Linked DNA regions of Homo sapiens: region 1 is linked to region 2. The links are chromatin contacts, found by Hi-C in ENCODE. All regions are on one chromosome and are shown on one strand. Each heading gives the region's core, a stretch centred on a gene start or an enhancer-like site at or near the end of the contact. The rest is flanking DNA. Distances are from core to core; before and after follow the strand shown. Region 1 overlaps HELQ (helicase, POLQ like). Region 2 holds the start of BMP3 (bone morphogenetic protein 3).

What was found. A loop is a pair of places that touch in the nucleus more often than their neighbours do. Pooled maps may share reads with other maps.
Region 1: a map of OCI-LY7 shows a loop between it and region 2 (9-fold over the local background). The contact joins the enhancer-like site here to the promoter of BMP3 in region 2. A Hi-C loop is called at or near these places in 1 of 168 maps with a recorded cell type or tissue (OCI-LY7) and 1 of 50 pooled maps.

What each region holds. Positions count from the first base shown.
Region 1 is chr4:83,437,342-83,443,750 of GRCh38, reverse strand. It overlaps HELQ (helicase, POLQ like), which reads left to right. Exons shown (of 18, transcript NM_133636.5): 6 at 137-234; 7 at 2,348-2,446; 8 at 3,743-3,888. Among named protein-coding and RNA genes, the nearest start is that of HELQ, 15 kb to the left of the region's middle. Within about 2 kb of position 3,415, at least 2 of the 41 ENCODE cell types and tissues checked have a DNase peak (open chromatin) inside an H3K27ac peak, as active enhancers do; they include OCI-LY7, where a contact is called at or near this core.
Region 2 is chr4:81,026,036-81,032,936 of GRCh38, reverse strand. It overlaps BMP3 (bone morphogenetic protein 3), which reads right to left and starts at 2,229. Exons shown (of 3, transcript NM_001201.5): 1 at 1,337-2,229. The coding sequence starts at 1,652.

The sequences.
Region 1 (6,409 bases), core at 2,166-4,665, 2.4 Mb before region 2:
TTACTTACCTCTCCCACCCCTTTCCCAAATCACTCAGGAAGAATTCAGAGCACAAAAGACTTGCTAAAATTACTTTATGATATATTAAATAACATATTTTCCTTAACACTTTGGCTTTTGTTTGTTTGTGTTTTAGAAACGACTCAAATTATTGGTATGAGTGCAACATTAAACAATGTTGAAGACCTACAAAAGTTTCTTCAAGCAGAATATTATACCAGTCAATTTAGACCAGTATGTACCTAAGGTTTGCACTGTATTGATTTGTTTCGTATTCATCTAACTTAGAAATGAAAGTAGTAAACATAGGATTTAAAGAATTCTGTAGAGTAGTGAAGGGGCATATTTTACTCACCATGACTATATGCTAATAAGAGGTTGTGTATAGAGAATTTAAGAGTTTGTGTATAGGTCAGGGATCTTGGGTTGGGTCACTAATGTATCTATAGCCTGGCCCACAGGCTGTCAATGAACGTTCATTGAATGAGTTTTCCCAAACCCCCATTTTATTTTTTCACTTCTTATTCTGTAAACTAAATTTTTTTATTTGGCAAAATTTTAGTGAGACATGTTTTGAGTTATTGGCACATTAAAAAATATATCTTAAAATTTAAAATATTTTTAAATATTTATATGTTAGTAGTTATAATACTTTTTTAATAAGTTAAGGCTTCACATGGATTTACATATAAACTCCTCAACAGCAGCATTCCCAAAATGCTTGAAGAAAGTAAACAAATGTAATTTGTGGTTATTTGAAAATAGCTTGTAATGTATATATATTTTTGTGTGCACTACTAGTGTGTATGTTTTGTGCCTCAATAGTTTTTCAGTGTCTAAATAGGTTTTCAGAAAATATTTTTTTAATTGCCAAATTTTAATTTGAAATTTGATGTTTTAGCTGGGTGCAGTGGCTCACACCTGCAATGCCAACACTTTAAGAGGCCGGGGCATGAGAATTGCTTGAGTCCAGGAGTTCAAGACCAGCCTGGGCAACATGGCGAGACCCCTGTCTCTACAAAAAATTAAAAAATTAGGGCAGCCAGGCGCGGTGGCTCACACCTGTAATCCCAGCACTTTGGGAGGCCGAGGTGGGCAGATCACGAGGTCAAGAGATCGAGACCATCCTGGCCAACATGGTGAAACCCCGACTCTACTAAAAAATACAAAAATTAGCAGGGCATGGTGACGCACGCCTGTAGTCCCAGCTACTCTGGAGGCTGAGGCAGGAGAATCGCTTGAACCCAGTGGGGCGAAGGTTGCAGCAAGCCGAGATTGCGCCACTGCACTCCAGCCTTGCAAGAGAGAGAAAAAAAAAATTAGAGCATATTAGCACTCACATATAGTCCCAGCTACTTGAGAGGGTGAGATGGGAGGATCACTTAAGCCCAGAAGGTTGAGGATACAGTAAGCTGTGTTTGTGCCGCTACACCCCAGCCTGGACTACAGAGTGAGACCCTGTCTCAAAAAAAAAAAAAAAAAAAAAAAAATTGATGTTTTTACATTTGAACCAGATAGGAACATTTTCAAGAGATATTTTTTAACTTAATTGCCACAGTAGACATTGTTATTGTTATTATAAAATGCAATGAGCTGTGTTTACAAACTGTTTTTGTCGACAAATAAAGAAAAATAGTGTGGTGGTATTTAGAATTAAAACTGATGAATAATAAGACAGAAAGTTTTGGCTGGACACGGTGGCTCATGCATGTAATCCTAGCACTTTGAGAGGCTGTGGCAAGAGGATCGCTTGAGCCCAGGAGTTCAAGACCAGCCTCAGCAACATAGAGGAACCCCATCTCTATAAAAATTAGCCTGGCGTGGTAGCGCATGCCTGTCATCCCAGCTACTCAGGAGGCTGAGGTAGGAGGATAGCATGAGCCCTGGAGGTTGAGGCTGCAGTGGGCTGTGATCATGCTACTGCACTCCAAGCCTGGGTGATAGAGTGAGACCCTGTCTCAAAAAAAAAAAAAAAAAAAAGACAAAGTTTTAGATCTTGAGACATAAAACAGATGATACCTTAGTAAAAGTTAAGAACACCAAGACTCACACTTTTTGTGACAAATACAGAAGTGTGTGGTTTCTTTTTTGGATATGATGTTTACTGAATTCAAACATATTTCTTCAAGGATATTGATCTCTATTTTGATTTTAAGGGAAAAAGAGACCAAAACAGAAGAAGAAGAAATGGTAAAGCAAGAACTTTTAAGTTGAAGCATGTTTTATGTATCTTAGAAAAGCTAAACTCTTTTATAGCTGTCCTTTCTTAACCTATTTTACAATATTTAAAACACTGGAAAGATGAATTTATATGTCGTATTAATTGCAAATGTCCTTTTAATTCAAGGTTGAGTTAAAAGAATATCTGAAAATAAATGATACAATATATGAAGTTGACAGCAAAGCTGAGAATGGCATGACTTTTTCACGTCTTCTTAATTATAAGGTAACATTGATAACATTTAAATTCCAGGTTACCAGACTTTGTGTCTGGGGCACAACAAGAGTTTCCAATGGATTCCGTAGAATAGTCTAGATTTTTCAGAGAAACAGCTGATGCTTGACATTTGTTGGACACCATGCAGACTGCCAGTTCAAGATAGCTCGTTTCCAGTTTCAACATTAGATCACACCATATTCTTTTCTATGACATCATATCTTTGTGAAGTTGGGGTTTTTACAGTTGCTGTAAGCAAGTACCGTGTGAAAATCAATCTGGAACAGAAGAGAATAGCTGTGTCCAGTCTTATTTCAGATTTTGAAAGACAGTACCAAGTTGTGCACACATCCCATTAGTGAGCTGTTGTGGTTATTTAAGAATGAAATAAAAATATTTTTTCACTCAACTGATGTGTATTATTTATTCTAACAGCTACTAAATTGTGAGGAAGTACGTATTTATTAAGTTGTTTGGACCTCACTATTTAATTAACAAAACTGTAAAGTATTTCTTTGGGCCCTGGGGCTGTGAACAAAGAAAATTTGGAAAACTCTCCTGTAAATGTTTATTCATACAACAACAACAACAAAAGAATAATTTATGGACCATGTAGTTCAGATATTGGTGTATAAAATGTTAATGTCTACTATGTAAATTTTAGTGTTTTATGACTTGTATGAAGGATATTAAAAAGGGGAAGAAGGGATTATACAGTAGTTTTAGAATTCTGTGAAGATGTGTTATTCTACAGCTATGTCTTTAGTAAAGTTGAAGAAATAGATTTTAAATAACTTCACATTTTTTCTTCATGTTCTTTGTGTTCCTCATGTGACTACAAAAATTGTCATAATTCAGTAGTATGATTGAATCTGTGTTTTTGAAAACTTAATGGTTGTAAAGGGCATGTCTTATTTACACAGTCCGTTAACTATTATTAGGATCAATCTGTGTTTCTCTCTGTGGACTTTTTTGTTCTGCTGTGGTGGAGATGGGCATGTAGTGAGGCTATTAATAACATTAACTATTTTCACTTCTTTAATTTTCTTTAATTCACTTGTTTAATTCTAGGTTTTTTTTTAGACTAACTAGACCTAAGAAAATCATAATAACCTAAAAGAAAAGTGAGATTGAACATTTTGATGTTTAATATAGATTTCATCTTTTCTTTTAAATGATCAGATTTATTAAATTAGAAGTTTAGAATTATAGATGGTTTATTTACCTTTCAAATCACACTGGTAAAAAATTGACAGGGTTTCATGTTTACTAACCACTTTGTTCCTACATCTTGTTGTTTTGCAGTATTCTGATACCCTAAAAAAGATGGATCCTGATCACTTGGTAGCATTGGTGACAGAAGTTATTCCCAATTATTCCTGCTTAGTTTTTTGTCCTAGTAAGAAGAACTGTGAAAATGTAGCAGAAATGATATGCAAATTTTTAAGCAAGTATGTTAATATTTTTTAAATAGCCTGTTTTATTTTTATTAGGAATTACAGACTATGTATTAATTTTATTGGGCAAACACTAATTATGCCTTGCAAAACATCATATTAAGTTGTTTTAGTATACTGAAGGCCTTGACCTTGAAGAAAGAAATTTTAACTGTGAAAAATCACATGTGAAATAGCCAGAGAAACATTCTAAGGTGGCTGGGCACCATGGCTCATGCCTGTAATCCCAGCACTTTGGGAGGCCGAGGTGGGTGGATCACTTGAGGTCAGGAGTTTGAGACGAGCCTGGCCAACACGGTGAAACCCCATCTCTACTAAAAATACAAAAAATTAGCTGGGTGTGGTGCCTTGCACCTATAATCCCAGCTACTGGGGAGGCTGAGACATGAGAATCTGTTGGACCCGGGAGGCGGAGGTTGCAGTTAGCTGAGATCGCACTACTGCACTCCAGCCTGCGTGACACAGCGAGACTCCATCAAAAAAAAAAAAGAAGACCAGGCACGGTGGCTCATGCCTGTAATCCCAGCACTTTGGGAAGCCAAGGTGTGCGGATCATGAGGTCAGGAGTTCAAGACCAGCCTGGCCAACATAGTGAAATCCTGTCTCTACTGAAAATACCAAATTAGCTGGGTGTGGTGGCGTGCACCTGTAGTCCTAGCTACTCGGGAGGCTAAGGCGGGAGAATCACTTGAACCTGGGAGGCAGAGGTTGCAGTGAGCTGAGACCACACCATTGCACTCCAGCCTGGGTGACAGAGGGAGACTCAGTCTCAAAAAGAAAAGGAAAAAAAAAAGACAAAACCCTAAGACTATATGTATGAGAATGTTAAGTAATATTAGGTCAGTGATTCAAAACCTTGGGTGCATAGTGAATCATCTTGGAGGCTTTTAAAAATTCCAAAGTCCAGGCTACATCTTAGACAAATCAGAATCTCTGGGAGTGACACCCAGATATCATTTTGTAAAGCTCCCCAGGCAAGTCCAACATATAGCCAAGGACAGGAACAACTGGCTTAGTCAGTCAAAGGACTAATCACTGTTACCACTGTGGAAATGAATTGTATCTTCCATTGCCTTTTTTTCTCTTTTCCTTTTTTTTTTTTTTTTTTCCTGAGACAGGGTCTCACTCTGTCACCTATGCTGGAATGCAGTAGCACAAATTCAGCTAGCTCACTGCAGCCTCTGTCTCCTGGGCTCAAGTGATCCTCCTACCTCAGCCTCCCAAGTAGCTGGGACTACAGGCACACACCACCACTCCCAACTAATTTTTTGTAATTTTCATGGAGATAGTATTTCACCATGTTGCCCAGGCTGGTTTCGAACTCCTGAGCTCAAGCAATCCGCCCCCCATAGCCTCCCAAAGTGCTGGAATTACAGGCGTGAGCCACTGCGCCTGGCCTGCCTTTGTTTTCTTAGTAAACTTCACACTTAGTTGTATGGACATTTGGATATAATTTCCTGAGTAAGAAATGTGTTGTCTTATAATTTTGTAGTATCTTAATATTGGCTCTGTCGTATTCATAGAGATAAGTATGAAGTTACTTTAACTACTAACAGTTCAGTTTTTTATACACCTGTTTGTCCCATGTGTGGTTTTATCATTTTCTGAGATTTCTTTCAGCCCCTTAGCTAATGCTGTATCACTATTCATAGTCTATTAACCTGAATGCTAATCTAGTCAACCTCTACCTCCTCTTTCAATCCTACTATCATGGATTGGTCTAAGATAGACTTAAATTTATTGAATAGCAAAATATAAAAATGTTTGGAATAAGATGAAGGAGTTGCTCATTTTGGTAACAGTCTGCTTTTACAATGATTTTGATTATAAAAGCTTAAGGAAATTAAATTATCATTAAAAAAATTCTCAGTAAATCATTCATTTTCTTAGAGTAATTCAAGGTAATAAGATGGAGACACTGGCTAAGTGATGGAAACATTGTAGGATGTGAAGTTTCTAAAGTGCAAGTGTTTAGGCAGTGTTTTACCATGGAAGTATGATTTAATAATATGTATGTTTCCATCTTCAGAAAAGAAAATTTATGTCTTTAAAAAAACTATCCCCTATAAAGATATATGTTATAAAGAAAAAAACAGTTATAACATCCAGAGCAAAGGTCTAAACCTGGTGTCCATGGATTCAAAGGAAGTACAGGAATGAATTTTAGGAAATCCACGAACCCTCTGAAATTATATGTAAAGTGTTGTATTTATGTAAATAGTTATATTTTTCCTTTTTTTTTTTTTTTTTTTTAGACAAGGCTTTGCTCTTTCACCCAGGCTGGTAGGTTCATAGCTCATTGCAACCTCAAACTCCCGGGTTCAAGCAATCATCCCACCTCATCCTCCCCCATAGCCTGGAACTGCAGGTGCATGCACCACCATGCCCGGCTAATTTTTGTTATTTTTTGTAGAGGTGGTCTTGCTTCACTGCCCAAGCTGATCTTGAACTCTTGGGCTCAAGCAATCCTTCTGCCTCTACCTCCCAAAGTGCTGAGATTACAGGCATGAGCCAT
Region 2 (6,901 bases), core at 980-3,479:
AGCAGGTTTCTTTTTCCTTACTGGTGGCGCTCTCCTCACAGATCATGCTCATGGTTTTAAGAAGAAAGTAAAATCTGGTTCAGTTCAGTCTCTAGCTAAAGACTTCTGTATTAGGAAGCATAATTCACATCTATTGTAAATGTCATCATGCCTGTAAGCTCTAGAATATATTTACACAGACAATGCAGGGCTTTCCTTGATGAATGCCTTAGTTTTCCCTTTTTCCAGGAGTCTTGCATATCAAAACTTTGGGAGATTTCTTTCTAGTGATTCTGACAGTATTGACTGAGGCATGGCCTCATTTTCTTGAAGATTCTTGGCTATTGTTCAACTGTTCACTGAAGACAGGCTTTGCAGTTACATTTCCCCTTATCATGAATGTAGTGAACAAAAAAGCCTGGTGAATCCTCAAAGCATAAAAACAGAGTTAGTGTCCAGGAAGCTTTCCCTCAAGCTGTTAACACAAGGGAGGGAGGCTGTTAGCATAAGTTATTCCCTTCACCACAGGGGCTAGGAGAAACCTTGTTAAGCCATGAATTTCAGTCCGAAGTGATCTGTGCTGAAAAATGGGATGAGCAGATTTTCTTGGGCAGATTCCAAGAGGTGTTTACATCCAGGGTTGCTCCCTCCCCTTGTCTCCCAGCTCCTCCCAGGATGGATGGTACAACCCCTGTTTACCCAGATGCGTTTTAATAATCGAAACACCCAAGCACCTGTTTTTTTTTTTTTTTTTTTTTTTTTTGCCACTAAGGAACTATCAAGTAAAGTGTCAAATATAGTACAGTAACACAAAGGGCGCGAATTAGGAGCGGGTGCAATATCTGGAGAAGCGACTGGGGAAGGAGAAAAGGAGAGGGGAAGGCGTCTTATTCAAGTATGATTTCTCTCGGGTCCTGGCATTGGCATAAAATGGCATCTGCCTCTTAGTAAACATGGCTAAAGCCCAGTCCAAAGGAATTTCCGCTGGCCGATTTAGGAATCAACAGAATAAGGTACCCTAGAGGTGCTCCAGTCACTCAGGGCAGGAGGCCTCACAGGCATGGGGTGTCGCCCCTTCCCTTTTTCCACGAAGCTCCTCCAGCCTACCCCTCCACTGCTCCGCGCCTTCATTCTATTTCCCCCTCTCACTTTGGATTTGAAAACTGGGCTTACAGGAGATGCAGCTGGCGACACGCGGGGTGTGACTGGACGGAGGAATCCAGAGGGCAGCTGAGGAGGGCGGAGAAAGGTCCCTAGGCAGCGCCACCAAGCAAGGGGCAGACAAGGAAGCTGTGGGGGGTCCCGGGAGAAAGCTGGGGCGGGACCGCGGGAAGGGAGTCTCACCTCGCGCACTCACCTGCTGCTGCCGCCCGAAAGCTGCGAACCGTGTTGCCTTCGCGCAGGAGCCGAGGGCGCCAGGGCTGCGAGCCTCCCTCCAGGGAGCCCGGTGTCCGGGCCGCCTGGACCGTGCTGTACCTGTCATAGAGCCGCAGCATGTGTTCAGAGACCTTGTCTTGCGGCTGCAGCTCGGAGTCCGGGCCACCACCTGCCGTGCGGTCACCTGGCACAGCTTTGCGGAGCTCCGGGAAAGGTGGCTTCGGTCTCTCTCCCTGCGCCAGGCTCACGCAGAAGCAGCCCAGCCACAGAAAGAGCAGCCTGCTCGCCCCAGCCATGGCTAGGTACCCGCGCGGCGCGTCGGCTCCCGGCGTCGCTGCGGGACACTCCGAAGGCGCAAGGAGCCGGCGGCGGAGCCGAGGGTTGAACTCCAAACCAGCTGGGGCGAGGGCGCACGGAGCCCGGGACGCGGCCGGGTGCAGCGAGATAGCGGCCAGCCCCACTTGCTGCGCTGACCCAGCGCAGCCTGACAGGTGGGCTCTTCCCCAGCAGCTGCGCGGACCTCACCCGCGCAGGGCGCTGCGGGCGCCGTCTCCACTCCAACGCTGAGAAAGAGCTGTAGGTCGCGGCGTGTGTGGCCCGGGTGTTTTCAAGATCTGTCTGTACCTTCCCTCCTCGCTTTATTTTTGGGAACACCCGGCCAAACTGGCCGCGCGAGGGACTAGGACTAGCTCTGTTTTGGGCGCCAGGTCGGAGCCGGGGCTGTGCGCAGCGGTCCGGAGGGCGCTCGATTGCCTTTTCCAGGGATTGGAGCAGCTGCGGCGCGGCTGGTCCGAGTTTTTTAGTGTACGTGTGTGTGTGTGTGCGCGCGCGCGCGCGCGTGTGTGCGTGTGTGTGTGTGTATGAGAGAGAGAGACTTAGTTCTTTCGCTCTCTAGCTGATCTGTAGAGTCCTCAGCCAATCTCTCCCACTCCCTCGTCCTCGCCCTCTTAGCTTGCACCAGGCTGGGATAGAAGCAAGGGAGGGGGGGAGTAACCAGAGAACTGGCAGCGGGAGGGAGAGAAGAGGAAGTAGGGGTGGGGATGGCTGGGGAGAGGAAGGGAAAAGGAGATTCAGGACTAAAGAAATGGTAGGAGGGACGGTTTTTTTGTTTTGTTTTGTTTTGTTTTTGTTTGTTTTTTTTTTTAATTCTCCAAGAACAGTGGCTGTGTGGTGGCTAGCAAGAGGGCAGAGGAAAACAGAACTTCTTCCTGGCTTTTCGGTCTTATGATTCCAAACAAAGTCACAACGTGAACACCATTCTCGCTTACTTTCCCGAGCCTCTTCTGACGGACACTGCGGGCCCCTGCACCTGCAGCCCGTCATCATAGCTTCCTGTCTTTCTGAGAGCATACCCATCATAACGCCCCTCTCTCCCGCATCATCTTCTCTCGAGGTGAGAAATATGTGCGAGTCAATATCATGTTAAAAACAAATAAGAAAACAAGCAAACACACCACAACCCCACCTACAGCTTCCCCCAAAGGTTTCCTTCCTACAGGTCCCCAAAAGGTTTCCCAGCAGGATGGTGCAGTGGTGGCTAAAAACAAGGGTGTGTGGAAGATCCCGGAGTCCGGAACAGAATGTAAGAGTCGCTAGCTTTGTCTTCCTAATTCTCTCTTGTCATGGCTGTACAATGGAGATTAAACTATGAGCAGCCTGGCGCAGTGGCTCAGGCCTGTAATCCCAGCACTTTGGAAGGCCAAAGCGGGTGGATCACGAAGTCAGGAGTTCGAGACCAGCCTTGCCAACATGGTGAAACCTCATCTCTACTAAAAATACAAAAATTAGCTGGGCGTGGTGGTGCGCACATGTAATCCCAGCTACTGGGAAGGCTGCGGCAAGAGAATGGCTTGAATCCAGGAGATGGAGGTTGCAGTGAGCCGAGATTGTGCCACTGCACTCCAGACTGGGTGACAGAGCAAACTTTGTCTCAAAACAAAAAACAAACAAACAAACAAAAAACAACTGTGAGCTAACATTTTTCTCCACACTTATGCTCTAGACATGCCTTGTTATTTATATTTCAAGTATATTACCAAATAATTTTCACAGCAAAACCCATTTTACAGATGAGGAAACTGAGGCAAAAGGATACATAGTAAGTGACAGAACTGAGATCCAAATTCAGGGAGTCTGATTTCTGGCCTCAGGCCAGATAACCACACTATTAATAGTGAAATTAGCATTTAAACTGAAGTTTCAGTGTGCAATCCATGTAAATGTTTAGTGCAGTTCTTGACCATATGCAGTAAAATCTTCAGTCAATGTCTATTGCATTTATCCCTCTTCCCCTCTGTAGGGCAATGGAGTTGATCGAAAAGAAGATAGGCTCCTGGAGTCACACCATGTCTCCAGATCTGAGTTTCTTCTTTGATGGTGAATAACAACACATTCCTTTTAGAGTTTTGTTTGGATGACATTAGAAAGCAGTGCTAAAGTGACTGGCGCACTCACTAGCCTTTAATAGGGGCTCAATCCCTTTCTATCCTAAATTTATCCCAAATCCAGACTACATTCTCCCCACTCAGTCACTTCTTAACCCACTGCGGTTTGGATTTTGCCCTTAGCCACCCCGGGAACTGTTCTGCAGATAATAACACATATTTCAAGAGTAGTTGTGAGGATTAAATGAGATCATGTGTTTGATCTTTGCTTGGCATAAAGAACATAATAGCTTTTGTGATTAATAATGAAGATCTAATTGCAAAATTCAATAGGCCCTGGAAACTCTCTCTTTGATTTTTTCCCTGTGAACTATTGGTTGTTTTTCCATTCCTTTCTGCCCTTTCTCAGTTCTGTCAGCTGCCTCCTCTTTCTAGGCCTGCCTCAAGCGTTCCTGACATCTTTACTCTGCCCTTGGAAAATGCCAAATCCAGAAGAAAATTCTTTTTCAGTTCTTCTGCTTTGGTGGTCACCTCTGGCCTTTAAATATATAGTTCTGGGTCCCCCTCAGCTCCAGTCCTCCTTGCCAAAGAAGTTCATCCTCTTCCCCTTTGAAACCATCTTTGAGACTTCCCTCCCTTTAGCTACAGTGCATATTTCTGTCACAACATTTGCCACTCTGTACTCCACATGATTCTTCATTCATAGATACTGAAGACTGACAGCATGTCTACAATGGCTCCCTTCCCTTTGCTGCACCTCCAATCTGTTATTTAAGCCATAAGCATAAAATAAGAGTGCCATCTCACAGGGTTGTAGTAAAGAATAATTGGATAGTCCATTTCAAGAGATTAGCAGAGTGCCTAGCACATAGCAAATGCTTAAAAAGAGTCGGCTGAGACCTAAGAGAATCGCTTGTCTGTTTTTGTCTAAGGCAGAGATCAAGGCATACCCATCTTTATATTTTAATGACCAGCCATGTCATTCAGAATAATCATAGTAACAGGGGATGATGAGCAAGTAGAATAATCCCTAACAGAGATTCCCAGCTGTAATTCCAGACTAGAACAGAATATGGATATGGGAGCCAGCAAACCAGAGAACACTAGTAGCAACCAAATTTTGGACTTATAATAACTCATTTGCAACTAACATACATCCAGGAAGAGGGAGCAATGGATGAAATGGATGAAGCCAGCAGCAGCATGTCCAGCAATGACAAATAAATGGCACCCCTCCCAGACTCTTGGAATGACTTCTTGGGAAATTGAATTGAAAGCAAATTAAATGGGAAAAAAACAATTCCCTCATCAGCACACCTGGAGATGCCATCTTGTGATATTCAAGACAGTAGCACAGTGTTTCTTTTATCAAAGGCTGCAGAATCCCAGCTCTGGATGGATTAAATTGTTTCAGAATGCTGGCATCTTGAGATGCCTTCACTCAAATGGTTTAAATCATAGGATTCATATTTCTGGCTGAGCATCTGGTTTCCTTGATGTATGGAGGATTTGCAGCTTTTCAGGAGGAACTGAATTGAACATATTGGTAGTATACGTGCCTTGTATTTGATCTCTCTGTTGTGTTGCATTAATTAAGAGTTGTTTTAATTTTTAAATAATAGGTCTTTCCTATTTTATGTTAGAGGTTGTGACTGTTATAGCCAACTACTGAATCAGAGGATACTTATCAATCTTTTTTCCCAAACACAAGGAGAGTTAAAGGAAAGCATTTCTAAAACAGAAAACAACAGCAGATTAGTGGATTAGTGGATTCTGTTGCATTAAACTCTACTTTTGACTATAAAAACCCTATGTGTGTATGTATGAATGTATGTGTATTATGCTTGTCTTTATTGATATTCTTGAGTAATATACATTTATTTTCTAAAAACTTCCCATCAACCATTATTATTGAATACTTATGTAAGACTATATTAGCAGTTGTGAAGTTTTGGTTCCTTCCTCTTTTTTATTACTCCCATCCTTGATTCATTCACTCAATACATATTTAGTATCTATTGTGTTCTTGACAATTTCATGTTGAGAATACAAAGATAAAATGAAATGCTTCCTGTCCCCTGAAAACTTAGTCTACTTGGGAGATAGGAATAACCACTTGAAAAACTTAAAGGTATTTTTTTTTCCCCTGGCTGAGTAAGGCAGAGAGTGCTGCATGGGAGAGATGGTAGTTGAACTGAGATTTAAAAGCAAAGTAGGTGGTTTTCCGGGGGTATTTTAGATAGGCTATTTCAGACAGAGAAAGAATATCATCTACACTTAGGTGGGAGAAGTCTTTCTTCTGGGGTCCTCTTCCAAATTCATACCAATCTTTCTCTCCATTATTTCTTTAGTTAACTCACTTGAGTTATATGCTTGTATTTAGTTACCAATAACTCCACAAGTATTTCTAACCTTAAGTCTCTACAGTATTTCAGCTCCCCCCGCCCCAGTTTTTATAAACTGTGTTTATCCTGTTGATATCATAAATTCAGTGCATCTAAAATGAAACTGGTCATCCATCTTAATTATATTCTTGGTTTCCAAACCTTTATGTTGGCACTCTTATCCTTTTAGCCATCCACGTTCCAAGTCTTAGACTTCTATTCACCTTCTCCTTCTCTCTGAGCAACATAAATTAATTGCTAAATCATATAGAGGCTATCTCTGTTATTTCTTTCATTTATTCTCTTTATTTCTATTGCAACTCCTTTCATTTAGTTATTAATTTATTTTAATCTAGGCTATGTTTTTAGTCTCCTAAATAGCTTCCAGTTTTTCCCCACTCCAGATGAATCTGATTTCTATTGCTGCATAACAAATTACTACAAACTTAGAGGCTTAAAACAACACCCAATTATTATCTCACCATTCTGTAGGTTAGAAGTTCAGTGGGGCTCAGCCACGTTCTCTGCTCAGGATGTCACATTCAATGTGTTGGCCAGGTGGTATTCTTATCGGAAGGCTCTGGGTAGAAATCCTCCACCAAGCTTATTCAGGTTTTTGCAGAATCAAATTCCTTATATGTAATTGTAGGACCGCGGTTCCATATTCTTACTGGCTTTTAGCCAGGGCTTGTTATCAGCTACTAGAAGCCACTTGCCATTTTTTCTGTTTGTTCCCCCTCCATATTAAAAGCAGTAACAAATAATTTTTTGCATGTT